3 separate regions of the Mus musculus genome follow, and regions 1 and 3 are each linked to region 2. The links are chromatin contacts, found by Hi-C or POLR2A ChIA-PET in ENCODE. All regions are on one chromosome and are shown on one strand. Each heading gives the region's core, a stretch centred on a gene start or an enhancer-like site at or near the end of the contact. The rest is flanking DNA. Distances are from core to core; before and after follow the strand shown. Region 1 holds the start of Arf3 (ADP-ribosylation factor 3). Region 2 holds the start of Cacnb3 (calcium channel, voltage-dependent, beta 3 subunit). Region 3 holds the start of Wnt1 (wingless-type MMTV integration site family, member 1).

Region 1 (4,635 bases), core at 255-2,754, 130 kb after region 2:
AGGTCAGTGACTCCTTGTGTGAAAAGCTGAATGTAAGTGGATGGGCCTTTCTTAAAACGGCCTTTAACAATGTACTCAAGCGCAGGTCCAACATGCCAAAGGCCAACCCAATGGCCACTGCAGCACACAGTGGGGATACTATCCCCAAACAGGTCTAAGACAAAATGGCAGCAAAGACAGTTCCCTATCCCCCTGCCTGGGGTCACAGATGGAGGTATGCAGAGACTAGATTCTATCCTGTTGCAATGACTCAAGCAATCAGACTCCTGCAGCAGATCTCCTCCCAATAAAACTTTCATGCCATGGACCCAAGGGTGACCCAATGCAACAGTGGCAGAGACGGGTTTTACATTACCCGTCTCCCTAATGACCTCACTATTTTCTTCTTAGTCCTGACCACATACATAACCCTCCACTACATTCTTCCTGGCCCAGAGACCCTCTCCCCCCCCCCCAAAAAAAAAAACAAGTCTCTCCAAAGAGTTACGACTTAACTAAAGGACCCTGAGGTTTTAACAGGGAACTTCACCTCCCCACCTCCCCCTCCTTCCTTCAAAAAGGACTGGCATGCTAAGCAAAGGCTTCATTTTCTGTTCCGGGAATCCTGGTACTTCCTAGAGAAAGAAAGCGGATTGGAAGACACAAACTCAGGGCCAGTGACAAGCTGCTCCCTCCTTCGGTGACACCGCCCCCGCTCCGCCTGGGGGAGGAAGGCCCCACCTCTCTCCTCCGAGCTAGCTCAGGTCCCCCTCCCCCGTCTCCAGCCTCCTCTCCACCCTCTCCCCACCTGCTGCCCTCTTCCCAACACCCCAGAGCAGAGCGCCACCTCCGTGAGGACCGTGCGCAGCCAGCCGAGCCCCACCAGTAGGCCCTGATACTAAGCCCCGGCCCCCCACGCCTCGCGCTGGGTGAGGGAGGAGAATAACCACGGCACGGCACGGCTTTTCTTTGGTTCCCCCACAGCTCGGGCGGGGGAGGGAGAGAGAAAAGGCAGCGTTCCTCGCAGCCCTTTAAACCCAAGGAAAAGAGAGCCAAACAGCCACACCGCCCCCGCGTCCCCCTCCCACAGGTCAGCCTGCCTCCCCCTCGTCCCCAACCCTCCCAAGCTCACCTCTGCAGCCCAGGTCGCACCCTCGGGGGAGGCGGAGGACAAATCCGTGTGCGCCCCCCGCCCCCACCCCAGCTCGGCGTCCTTCGGCTGCGGGGACAGGAGTGGGGCTGGGGTCCCCAAGCTCAGCGAGGATCACCCCCCACACCAGCACCTCGCCCAGACGGTGCGAGCCGGACCGCGGCCGGGGGCCTCGGGCTCCCACCCGGACCCAGCCTCTTCCCTGCCCGGACCCGCCTTCCCTCCCCAGCTCCGAACCTGTTCCTGCTCCCTGCGCCGCGGCTGCCACCGCCGCCTCCGCCCCCGCAGGTTCCGCCCGGCTCTCCGGCCGCTGCCTCCCGCTCCGCAAGCCGACCCGACCGCGGTGAAGATGGTCCGCTGGCCCGCTCCCCGGCTCCCTCCTGCCCGCCCTCCACCTAGCACCGGAAGCCGCGACGGCGACAGGAGCTGTGCGGCGAACACCCACCCCCAGCCCGGGCTACTTCCCACCTCCACGATCGCGCGAGAAGTGCGCGGTAGCGAGCGGCAGTTCTCGCGAGACCCATCACCATGGCAGCGGCTGCAGCAAAAGCAGCCGGTGCTGAAGCTGAGCCTAGGCGGGGGCCTGTGTGGGGGCTGGAGGATCGGAAGGCACGGCGTGTAGAGGGGGCTGTGGGCACTGAGGTGAGGCTCCCGAGCAGAGCGAGCTCCGGGACCTTGCCACATCCTGGCTGCGCTGGCCACAGGGCTCGGACCAGGGAGTCTCCGGGGTTTCTTAAGCAGAGCCCATGTGGAGCATGGAGGATGAAAACGGTTGCTGTATCCTGCTCTAGTCCAGTCTTATTCCAAATAAACAGCGCATCACTCGCACCCCACCTGCTAATCCGCTCTGCTCCCTAGTTCCTAAGGATGCTTTCTCTGAGATCCTTTCCCATAAAGGAAGAGGAGAAAGAACGATGCATTCCAGATACTAGAGGAAACATCTGGATGGGGTCGTCTAGGAGGTTGAGGCTGAAAGGCAGAGGGCAGAAACTCAGAGGCGGCTCTCATGAAGTCTCTCTAGATGAGTCTGGATTTTAGTATCCCCAGGAAAGCGCACCCAGGACCCCGCCTTCCTTCCCTGACACTCATCTTTTGACATGATGGAGACACTGCCTGAGACTCTAGCCACAAGCTATGTTAGAATCTGAGCTAGAAGGGTCCTCGCCAGAAACGGGTGCTCTTACCCACTGAGCCATCTCACCAGCCCCCACTGCGTTCTTTAAATGCATCAAGTATAAGAGCTTGGTGCAGCGTTATAACTCTTCTCTCCCTCCAAAACATAGGCTGGGAACAGAATCTATCTCTTGTCACATCTGTCTCTGGTTTATACCTTTATACCAGTTTGTCTTCTCTTGTTTACCTCAAAAATTACAGGACTGGCTGGGGGCGGTGGTGGCACAAGCTTTTAATCCCAGCACTGGAGACTAGGGTGCAGAGGCAGGTGGATGTCTGTGAGTTAAAGGTCAGTCTGATTTACAGAGCAGGCTCCAGAACAGCCAGAGATGGTTAACGAAGAGATGGACAGCAAGGAACTTGCTTATAACGAAGAGAATTATATTTGTCCCCACTCAGGACTCAATGCTGTTGAGAGCCTTTGTTAAGCTCTGGTTTTTGCTCGTTTTTCCCTCCATTTATTAACTCTGTGTGTGTGTGCTTGTATGAGAGATTGCGGGTGCACTTGTGCTCTAGCAAGATGTGGAGGTTAGAGAGGACACCTTTTGGGAGTCGCTGTTCTTGACTTTTTTCCCTCGTTGGGCCAGGATCTCTGGTTTCTGCTGCTGCAGTGCACACTCTAGGCTAGCTCTGTGTGATTCTCCTGGCATCATCCCCCATCTTACTTTAGGAATGCTTTCATTACACCACAGGCATTCAGCTTTAAAATATATATATTTGTTATTGTTGTGTTTGAGACAGGGGCTCACTATGTAGCCCCACCTGGCCTGGAATTCACTTTATAGACCAAGTTGGCATTGAACTCAAATACGATCTGCCTGCCTCTGCCTCCTGAGTGCTTAGATTAAAGGTATTTGTCACACATCCAGCCAAATGGATTTATTTTTAACTGTACCTACGCACATACGTCTCTGTGTGTGAGTAGGTGCCTGTAAGTGTGGATATCTACTACAGGGAGAAAAAAATGTAACATTCTCTGGAGACAAAGTTACAAGCAGTTGTTCCACGTGGTGCTGGGAGCCAGGTCCTCTAGGCAAGAGAGGTCAGTAAGAGCCTGATCGCCCTCCACCTATTACAACAGGCTCTGGGGAACAAGCTCGGGCCAAGCTTGTCTTGCTAGTACTTTTAATGGCTGAACTATCTCCCTAGCCCATATCCTGGGTTCTTAAAGGCAAGAGACTCCCCAAAATATAGTTACTGTGCTAGGTAGTTTTATGTCAGCTGGACTCCGGTTACAGAGTCCTGCAGGAAGAGAGAACCTCAATTAAGAAAATGTCTTGCTCTATCAGCTCGGGCTGGAAGCAGGCCTGGGGGACATTTTCTTTGAGTGATAGTTTGAGAAAGCCAAGCTCACTGTAGGAGGTGTCACCCCTGGGTTGTATGTTGTATAAGAAATCAGGCTGAGCAAGCCTATGTATAAGCAGCAATCTTCCGTGGCCTCTGCTTCTGTTTCTGCCTCCAGGTTCCTACCCTGAGTTCCAACTCAGTGATGAACTATAATAAACCCTTTCTTCCTCAGGTTGCATTTGGACAGTAGGCGTGAGATGTTGCTGTCACAGACCTGACCTTGTGTTTTGGGGAGGATTGTGGTGGCATCTGAACTCTGGGCTGGGAAAGCCGTTGTGTGCTCAGAGTTCCGTGGGTTGCTGTGGGGACTTAGAAGATAATGCCAAGAGCAGTGCAGACGACAGAGGCCTGACTTGGGAAGTTACAGGGAGAAATTGGAAAGTCCCTTAAAGAGTCTAAGTCTCATATTTTGAATTAAGAGCCGCTAAAGTGCACATGTGGTGGCTCACACCTTTAATCCCAGGACTCTGGGGGGTAGAGGCAGATGGATTGCTGTGAGTTCACAGCCAGAGTGATCAACATAGTAAGTTCCAGGCCAGCCAGGGCTATATAGAGGGACCCCAGCCAATAATAATAAAAAAACAAAACAACAACAACAACAACAAAAAAAGAACAACTAAAGTGAAACTTTTACTTTACTTAATTGATACTGGACAGCTGGGGCTGAAGAATCAGCTGTGATTAAGGAAAGAGCAGTCCAGGGTGGTGGCACAGGCCTTTAATCCCAGCACTTGGGAAGCAGAGCCAGGTGGACCTCTGACTTTGAGGCCAGTCTGGTCTACTGTCACCACATGGCAAGGTCAGGGGGGGGGGGAGGAGGGGGGAGAGGAGGAGAACACAATCCAGCTGCAGCAGAGACCCAGCCTTTTGGAGATGCCAGCACCGTGGGACAACTGCCAAGGACAGAAGAAACTGTGGAATAGCGCTGCCCTGGGCCCAGGAGACAAGCTGGCAGAGTTGAGGCCACAGAGCACTTTGAGGCCCAA
Region 2 (4,624 bases), core at 956-3,455:
CTCCCGCATTTGGGGGAAACTGCAGCATGGGGCGGGAGCGAAAACAGGAGTTGAGAGCTCTGGATAATAGAGGAAGGGAAGGCTGGAACTGGCGCCTCCTGCAAAACATGCAGAGAGGTCTGACTGGGGAGCTGAGGAAGGGGCGCTATTGAAAGGAGGGCCGTGCCAGGCTCCCTCAGTGACCCTCTCTGAGTTCCCGGGGAGGGGGCAACCTAATAGCTGGAATGTGAGGGGCCTCCACCTGGAGTAGAACTCCCAGTTCCTGCCTCAGTTTCCCCACTTGCTGCCCAGTTAGTTTTCTAGAGGTTCTCCGCTTCCACACCTGGTCTTTTAAGGCTTTCCTCTTTGATCTTGCTTCCACAGCTGGATTAGCAGGAGAACTGGCATAGGCAGGTGTGGCTCTAGTGAGAAAGGAAGTGGACATTCTGTGGCAGCTCAGAGGTATAGGAGGAGAGAGGGGAGATCAAGTGCCTGCAGGACCCAGGGGATGCCTGTAGGTATGAGGAACTGGAACCCATCTCCAGGAGGAGGTGGTTGGCATGGCAACGAATTTCTCAGAGGCCGACTTAGACACCATTGTCCCAGCTGGGGATGAGGACAACAAGGTCCCCGTGAGGCTGATAGCAAATCTGCTGCCTAACAGTCCAGGGATCCCCATGGGTGGGTGGACAGTCCCAAAATTAGAGAGGCCAGGGGAGGAGATTCCAGACGGGACCCTCTTCCAGGAGAAGAGAGCCAGAAGGGTCTTACTCTTTGACACTTCTCCACCCTCTGGGAGGAGAGAGGGGACTAAGGAGACAAAGGAAAAGGATGGTACAGGACAAGGCAGTACTTGGGGACACAGAAGATATCGAACTAACCCTCAAACACACTGGGTTGGAGCAGTGGAAGCTGCCTCCCCCAGTTGCAGCTGGTGCCCTCAGACACAAGGGCTCCAATAAAGTTGCCTGCCGGTCCTTCAGTCAGGAGACAGACTAGGGTGTCATTAGATGAGCCCCCCCCCCCATCTTTTTCTTACCGAGGGAACAGGAAGATAAGATATAGGTGGGAAGCCAGTTGGCTTGGGTGGGTGGTCTTCCTCTCCTTTCTACCGCACAGAACCTTCTATAGATCTCTTGAACCCTTCCCAATTGTAACCGGAAGGGTGGGCAAGTGTCCTGAACTTACACCCTCCGGGGTTTCAGGAGCTAGAAGTGGCAAAGGGCTGAGTTGAGAAAGCGAGACACCAAGCACGGCTGGTGTCTGCCTCACATCCTCTTGGGATGCCCAAGCAGGAGGTTAAAATGCAAAAGGAAAATTTTGGTCGGGGGGGGGGGGGGAGGGATGTAAAAAGGGAGCGAGCTCAAATGATGACAGCTTTTAGAAGATCTCTTCAGAGATTGCGACTCTTTCCTCGAATGGCGGGGTGGGGGTGGAGGGCGCTGACTGGTGCTGGATGATTAGAACCAGCATCCTGCACACCGTACGTAATTCTGGTCTTTTGCAAAGCGGTAGGCTTTACCCTTCTTCCTTCCCAACCTCAGCGTCAGGATCGCACCTTTGCTCCACCCTTTAAGCTCACCTAAAACAGCCCCTTTCTGCCCCAGTTCCCGCGGATGCTTTGGCAATGTCTGGCACAATCCTTGGCAGGGAAGTGAAGAAGAGAATCTCCATCCCGGCTTAACTTGGATAAAATCTGCCCGTGCAACAGGTGTGGGGAGGCCTAGCCACCGTCCCCGAACTTCCCCCTTCTTAAGGGTCGGCCCTTTACCGCAGCCCGGAACGGAGAGGGCCGGGCACCTGTTGGGGCAGGAGCTGCTTTCATGGCACGGGTCTGGGAGCTCAAAACCATTTCTCCCTAGTACCACTGCGGGGTTTGCTTTGGGTGTCTCCAGGACTTGCAGAGAGCTGACATTGCCGGATCACCTGAGACCTCTTCCCCATCTGCTGTCCGTCCTCCTTTAGATCTCCATTTTCCTGTCTCCGCGTTCTCCCTGCCTCCAGTCCTCCTCTCTCTCCAGCCATCCTCCCCGCCGCCCGCACCCTCTCGATTCTCCACCGGGCTCGCGTCTGGTTGCGGCGTCTCTCCCCTTCCCCTCCCCCGCGCCAGCCCTTTGTTTCCCGGCGGAGCAGTTCCTGGGTTGCGAGAGTCCCTGTCTCTGCATCTCTCCTCGCCCCGCCTCCTCCCCGCCGGGATCCGCCCCGCCTGCAGCCTCTCCGCCCTTCTTCCCCGCCGCCCCGGCCCCGGAGGTGCCGGGGACCCACCTTCCCGACTCGCGTGCGCCCGGTTCCGCGGCCCCGGCGGGTCCCCCCTGGCTGCCGCGCCCCCGCCGCCCGCGTCTTCCCGGGAGGGGGTCAGGTGGGCGGGCACTATTGTTGTGGGAGCCGGCGGCAGATTCCTCAGCCGCGCTGGCGCGCTCGGGGTGGGACCGGCTGGGCTGGGGGGTGGGGAGGGGAGCGGTGATCTGAGCTGCGAGCAGCTGGTCTTCGCGGCTCGCTCCTTCCTTCGCGCTCGCGCTCTCCGCCGCCGCCGCCCGCAGGGCTGCGCGGCTCGGTGGCATCTCGGGCGCGGCCCGCCGTCCTCGCCCCCGGCGCCGCTCGCTCCCCCCACCCACCCCGGACTCCCCCATGTATGACGACTCCTACGTGCCCGGGTTTGAGGACTCGGAGGCGGTGAGTGCCCGCGGGGGAGGGTGGGGGGTGGGGGTGGGGGAGTTGGGATGACACCTCTCTCTCTTCAACCCTTCCCCCAGTTCTGCACTTTGAAAAACGCCTTGGCAGCGAGCGGGGCAGCGCGCGTAAGCCGGCGGGGGGCTCTCTAGGAAAGTGGGAAGATGGTCTCTCATAGCCAGGTATCCCAGGTACTCCGGTGTGTGCACAGGGACGCTGTAGGGGGAAGGCTCGAGCAGGTGGCCCCAAAGCTCAGGACATAGGAGGCTGAGGAGGGGAGGACAGAAGGCCCCGACACCGAGGTTTTTAGAGCGAACATGGAACATTTGGAGTTCCGTATCCTGGGTTCATGGGGTCTGAACACAACAGGGAAAGCTGAGCTCCGGGGGAGACACTCCGGACTTGTGCCTCAAGTAAATGACAAATTAGGGAGCTGGAAGAACATTAGCGACTCGCGTACCAGCCTCTGCAGACAGGAATTCTAGAACTTGGTCTCTTTTTCCTCTCTGCCCACCCCCCCTGCGCATGGCCTTGACTGCTCTCACTCACCACTGCCTCTAGCTCAGCTTCTTGGAAAGGCCACCAACCACAGGGGTGGGCCATCAGACTGTGTTCAGTCTAGCCCCCTGCAGAGGAGGGCCTGGAGGTGAGGCCAGGGGAGCTCAGGGGCATGGGGATGGGAAGGAAGCTCTTTGCTCCGAGAACCAGGCAACCAATAAATATTTAATTCTTCTCTTTGCTTTTATCTCCTGACCCACTGAGACAAATCAGCTCATTAGACAGTGATTCCCGGAGCTCAGAGAGCAGAAAGACTGCCTGGAAAGATGGGACAAGAGTTGGGGGGGGGGGTCAGTGTCAGAGCCTCATGGAGTCACCAGTCTCCCCTTAGACATCCCACTCGATATGGGAAAGGACCACTAACAGGGCTTGAAAGGGTCCCCTGACAGGATTAAATCGAGCCTTTTATCTCCGGCCCAGGAAAGAGGAGTGGTGAGCCTCAGAGCAGGCATGTGTCAGTCAGTTGATTCTGGGACCAGGCTCCTTCAGGACCCAATTTTCCATGGGGCTCTGGGGCTAATTACGTTGCAAGGGAGAGCAGAGAGGTGGTTCTGAAGGCTCTGGTGGGCACCTCTTTCTGACAGTTGAAGGGACAGTTGGCATAGCCCTGGGAGTCAGAATAAGCTGGAGGAGAGACCTCTCTGCGGGGCTGCAGGGCCCGAGGAGCTACCTTCTCATCCCTGGTGAGAAGCCGGGGCTGATGCAGGAGACTGATACCTGGATGTTATTTGAGGGCGGCCTGCTGACCCATTGCTCCCTCCTGACCTTCCCCGGTTCTTAGATCTCTTCCCCCCCAACTTCCCTTCCTCCCGCCAGCTCCTTGCTCTCCCCGAGGCCCCCTCTGAAGCAGTAGGAGGGAGATCAGGCTCTAAATAAATCCACTGGGCTCATCTCCCTCCTCTTCTTCCCCTGTGCCAGGCAAGAGAGGAGCTGCAGCCTGCCCACACACTCACCAGGCAAGGGGGGCACCACTAGGGCACTGTGCCAACTCCAGCAGCTCCAGAGTACTGAGACGCTCTGGCTTTGGGGGCATAATGGGTGGGGAAGTAAGAGCCTGCCATTCTGCAGGGTAGAATGCTACCTACTTTCTAACTGGTACCAGACCAGCGTATGCAACCCCCCAGGACATGGGAATTATGGAAAGTGGCTTCCATTCAGATCACAACCCATTAAAGAATTTAAGGAGAGACCCTGTCAATCTCTAGGGTTAAGAGCTCACCTAGCCTAGATACCCCAAAGGCATTAAGGACTAAATTGGACTGAGAGCTTGGATCTGGGGAGGTGGAAGCTACACTTCTCCCAATACCTGCTGGGTACTGAGGAAGTATCTGATCGTAGGTGGTCATCCTCCAAGGCCCTTTTCACCTGCTGGTCTCTATCTATCTATCTCTATCTTCTGCCAGCCACACCTCACAGC
Region 3 (4,707 bases), core at 1,660-4,159, 160 kb after region 2:
GCCCCAGGGATGAGGCGCAGCTCACCTGGCTTGCCAGCAAACACTTGTTTGTTTGTTTGTTTGGTTGGTTGGTTGGTTGGTTTTTGGTTTTTTCGAGACAGGGTTTCTCTGTATTGCCTGGCAGTCCTGGAACTCACTCTGTAGACCAGGCTGGCCTCGAACTCATAAATCCGCCTGCCTCTGCCTCCCAAGTGCTGGGATTAAAGGCGTGTGCCACCACGCCCAGCTCAGCAAACACTTTCTTTCATCTGCTGGGTCTTCTTTGTTTTGGGGAGGCCTTTCTTTTTTTTTTTTGTTTTGTTTTGTTTTGTTTGCTGTTGTTGTTTTGTTCACACATTAAAAAAAATTAAAGGTTCACTTTGTAGCTTTTTGTTTATGCCCATATGCGTATTCACATTTGTGTGGGAACGTCCTTGGAGAAAGCAGGAGCAGGAGTTACAGACAGTTATAAGCTGCCTGACCTGGGTGCTGGGAAACACCTCAGGTCCTCTGGAAGAGCAGTAAGTCCCCTTAACCAATGAACCATCTATCCGTCCAGCCTACATTTAATTTGTTTTCTTATTTACTTTGTCTGCATGTGCATGTGTGTGCATGGGACACTGGATGCCTGTGGAGGTCAGAGGTCAGTCTTCTCTCCTTCCATCCAGCGACGCTCGGGGACTCATATCCTCAGGCTTGGCAGCAAGTGCTTCCTTGTCCCCTTAGTCAGGGATTCTCCATGTAGCCCTGGCTGCCCTGCAACTCTCAATGTAGACCAGGCTAGCCTCGAACTCACAGAGATCCATCTGCCTCTGCCTTCCAAGTGTTAGGGTTGAAGGCTTGCACCACCACAGGCCTTGCTTTGGGTTTTTGAGAGTGTCTACAGAATGCTGGGAGGTGAGGAATAGCCTTGAACTTCTGATCTTCCTGCCTCCCAAGTGCTGGGGTTACAGTCATGCGCCACCAATTCCTGGCTTTTGCAGTGCTGGTGATCCAAACTAGGGCTTCATGCAAGCGAGGCAAACACGGTATCCCAGTTCCTGGGAATGTGGCTTTAACATGGATTCATTTATTAGCAGGGACCTGGGACCTGAAGACACTGCCTTACCAAGCATCTCCTCTGTGAAATAGAAGAGAGGAGAAATATTAAGATCCTGGGAAGGGGGCGCTTCCCTGTGTGACAGTGGTGCGTGATAACCAGGCTGGCAGTGCCCTCTGCATCCCACATTGGGAACAGCAGCCTGATACTCCAAGGCTGCCATGACCCTGAAGATCACTGGAATCAGGAGGAAAGTAGAATCCACAATGGAAGAGTTAAGGCTCTTGGGTAAGAGTGGGAGAAAATGGGGGTGGGGGGTGGGGACACTGCAGAAACCTGGGAGAAAAAAAATCCAACTAAAATCAGGAAACACATGGAGGCACAAATTTGCTAATCTTTCTTTAAAAAACTGTTTCAGGAGATTTATTTTATGTATGTATGTATGTATGTATGTATGTATGTATGTATGTATGTATACGTGCACCTGTGTGTGCTTGGTGTCAGTGGGGCTCAGACATCACCTGATTCCCTGGAACTGGAGTTACAGGTGGCTATAAGCCACCACTTGGGTGCTGAGAACAGAGTCCGGGGCCTCTGGCAGAGCAGTCAGTGCTTTTAGCCACTGAGCCATCTCTCATTCCCCCCAATTATGTTCATCTTGAGTTGGGCAGGTACGGTGGCGGAATAGGCCTGTAATCCCAGCAGTCACTGGACCATCATGGGTTCTACATATTAAACCTTTATGTTAGGTAGGGTCACACAGCAAGATCCGGTCACAAAACCAGCAACAACAAAACCAAAAGGAGCCAGCTTCTTCCCACAAGCATTCTTTCCCTCAGGTCTTCAGCTCCATCTGACAGCTACTCGGCTGGTGGTCCTATCCTTTCTGAGCCTAGTTGCCAGAGAAACAAGCCCGGTTCATCTTCATGACTAGCACATCTAATGATAAGCACAGGTTGACTCAAGGTGCCATAGGGTGACACTAGGTACCCAGAGCGACAGAATGACACCTATGAGTGCACGTCGTTAATCACAAACACACACACACACACACACACACACACACACACACACTCATGCACCCACCTGCAAACACAATTGCAGCCTTCTGGACGTCTCCTGTCACAGCCCCACCTCCTTCCTGATACACTGCGTTAAGTGGTGACTGTAACAAAATGACTTCATGCTCTCCCTGTCCTGAGCCAAATTACACAATTATTTGGAAAGGGCTCAAAATGTTCTTCGTTAGAAGTTTCTGGATACACCAATACACAGGAGCGTGCACCCTCAGAACACATGTACACTTTGACTTAATCTCACGGGTGACACACCGACGCTTACACTCCCCCTAGCCCACAGAGGCAAACTGCTGGGCGCTTCTGAGTTTCTCACTGCCACCAGCTCGGTTTGCTCAGCCTACCCCTACACCCCACGCCCGGGAATCCCTGACCACAGCTCCACCCATGCTCTGTCTCCTTCTTTTCCTTCTCTGTCCAGCCGTCGGGGTTCCTGGGTGAGGAAGTGTCTCCACGGAGTCGCTGGCTAGAACCACAACTTTCATCCTGCCATTCAGAATAGGGAAGAGAAGAGACCACAGCGTAGGGGGGACAGAGGAGACGGACTTCGAGAGGACAGCCCCACCGGCGCGTGTGGGGGAGGCAATCCAGGCTGCAAACAGGTTGTCCCCAGCGCATTGTCTCCGCGCCCCCTGGCGGATGCTGGTCCCCGACGGGCTCCGGACGCGCAGAAGAGTGAGGCCGGCGCGCGTGGGAGGCCATCCCAAGGGGAGGGGTCGGCGGCCAGTGCAGACCTGGAGGCGGGGGCCACCAGGCAGGGGGCGGGGGTGAGCCCCGACGGTTAGCCTGTCAGCTCTTTGCTCAGACCGGCAAGAGCCACAGCTTCGCTCGCCACTCATTGTCTGTGGCCCTGACCAGTGCGCCCTGGTGCTTTTAGTGCCGCCCGGGCCCGGAGGGGCAGCCTCTTCTCACTGCAGTCAGCGCCGCAACTATAAGAGGCCTATAAGAGGCGGTGCCTCCCGCAGTGGCTGCTTCAGCCCAGCAGCCAGGACAGCGAACCATGCTGCCTGCGGCCCGCCTCCAGACTTATTAGAGCCAGCCTGGGAACTCGCATCACTGCCCTCACCGCTGTGTCCAGTCCCACCGTCGCGGACAGCAACCACAGTCGTCAGAACCGCAGCACAGAACCAGCAAGGCCAGGCAGGCCATGGGGCTCTGGGCGCTGCTGCCCAGCTGGGTTTCTACTACGTTGCTACTGGCACTGACCGCTCTGCCCGCAGCCCTGGCTGCCAACAGTAGTGGCCGATGGTGGTAAGTGAGCTAGTACGGGGTCCGCCACTTGTCCTGGGGCAAAGAGCCAGGCACGGGCCTTACCCAGCTCCCACGCTGTGGGGATCACCAACCTACAGACCCCCCTCGTGCATTGTGACTTCACATCCAGGGTGCTCACACCTAGAACTAGCTCTGCTGAAGTGGGGGCACATCATTGGCATGCAGAAGCCCAGATACACCAGGCTCAGAGACCATTCCCATTTAATACGACCCCGTTTCTGCTGAGCAACAGGTCCCAACCTCGCTGTGGTGGGTGCTCAGGTGTCCCTTAGGTCTTGAACCAAAAAAAAAAAAAAAAAAAAAAAAAAAACCAGATATTAGCTTTGAGGTGAGGGAGTGGAATTCCTAAGTTTTTCAAGGTGGGCAAGGCTGCAGGTGGGGTTTCTCCTCGGGGGCTGACTTGAAGAAAGGAAGAGCTAAGGTAGCCATGCCTTTTCTGTCCACTCACTAGACTCTGGAGCTCAGGGCCAGGCAAGGATAGGGTGGTACAGCCTGTATGGTTAGGATGCAGGTCCCCTCCCCTGGACTGAACCCTTATGCATCCCGCCAGGGGCATCGTGAACATAGCCTCCTCCACGAACCTGTTGACGGATTCCAAGAGTCTGCAGCTGGTGCTCGAGCCCAGTCTGCAGCTGCTGAGCCGCAAGCAGCGGCGACTGATCCGACAGAACCCGGGGATCCTGCACAGCGTGAGTGGAGGGCTCCAGAGCGCTGTGCGAGAGTGCAAATGGCAATTCCGAAACCGCCGCTGGAACTGCCCCACTGCTCCGGGGCCCCACCTCTTCGGCAAGATCGTCAACCGAGGTGGGTGCCCAGGAAAGCGACGCTTCCGGGATTAAGGGAAAAGCAGGGTCATCTCCAGGGCATAGGCGGGCGAAGGCAGGGAAGACATCCCAGGGTTATATGTGATCAAACTGAGAATCGCCTGGTGCCGGCAGTTACCGTAGGTCAGCACCAGATTCTTTCTAGCCTTGCGTTGTGAGCATGATCTTTAACGTTGCTGAGCCACTGGCCCACAGAAAGGGAATTCCGGATCGTGGGCGCTGGGCGACAGCTGTTTTTCCCTAGCCTTCCTCAAAGGTACCTGGGAAGCTGATCTCTGAGGGCTAGCTAGGGTTGTGCTTCGCACCCAGCAAAGTTTGCACTGCCAATACTAGTAGCGATCTTGGCTATGCAGATTTGTTCTACTTGGGAATCTCCCCTTGGAGCTGCTCTGCTAAGGCTCTGGAGTCTCAGTAAAGCTTAGAGAGGAGGGCATTCCATGCTTCGCACACATGACTCCAAGGATGTTGGACTGTAGGGTACCAAGTCTTCCAAACAGGGTGCTGAGTTGGCCCCACG

What was found. A loop is a pair of places that touch in the nucleus more often than their neighbours do. ChIA-PET counts read pairs that join two places held with the same protein, here RNA polymerase II (POLR2A).
Region 1: POLR2A ChIA-PET joins it to region 2 with 15 read pairs in Patski. The contact joins the promoter of Arf3 here to the promoter of Cacnb3 in region 2. POLR2A ChIA-PET finds 5 or more read pairs at or near these places in 2 of 5 experiments (Patski and embryonic stem cell).
Region 3: a map of T-helper 17 cell shows a loop between it and region 2 (1.8-fold over the local background). The contact joins the promoter of Wnt1 here to the promoter of Cacnb3 in region 2. A Hi-C loop is called at or near these places in 1 of 37 maps with a recorded cell type or tissue (T-helper 17 cell). POLR2A ChIA-PET finds 5 or more read pairs at or near these places in 2 of 5 experiments (Patski and embryonic stem cell).

What each region holds. Positions count from the first base shown.
Region 1 is chr15:98,761,614-98,766,248 of GRCm38, forward strand. Arf3 (ADP-ribosylation factor 3) reads right to left here and starts at 1,505. Exons shown (of 5, transcript NM_007478.3): 1 at 1,367-1,505. It overlaps LOC115488470, which reads right to left and starts at 433. Exons shown (of 1, transcript XM_030248862.1): 1 at 1-433. The coding sequence starts at 299.
Region 2 is chr15:98,632,562-98,637,185 of GRCm38, forward strand. It overlaps Cacnb3 (calcium channel, voltage-dependent, beta 3 subunit), which reads left to right and starts at 2,206. Exons shown (of 13, transcript NM_007581.3): 1 at 2,206-2,652. The coding sequence starts at 2,608.
Region 3 is chr15:98,786,948-98,791,654 of GRCm38, forward strand. It overlaps Wnt1 (wingless-type MMTV integration site family, member 1), which reads left to right and starts at 2,910. Exons shown (of 4, transcript NM_021279.4): 1 at 2,910-3,345; 2 at 3,917-4,170. The coding sequence starts at 3,242.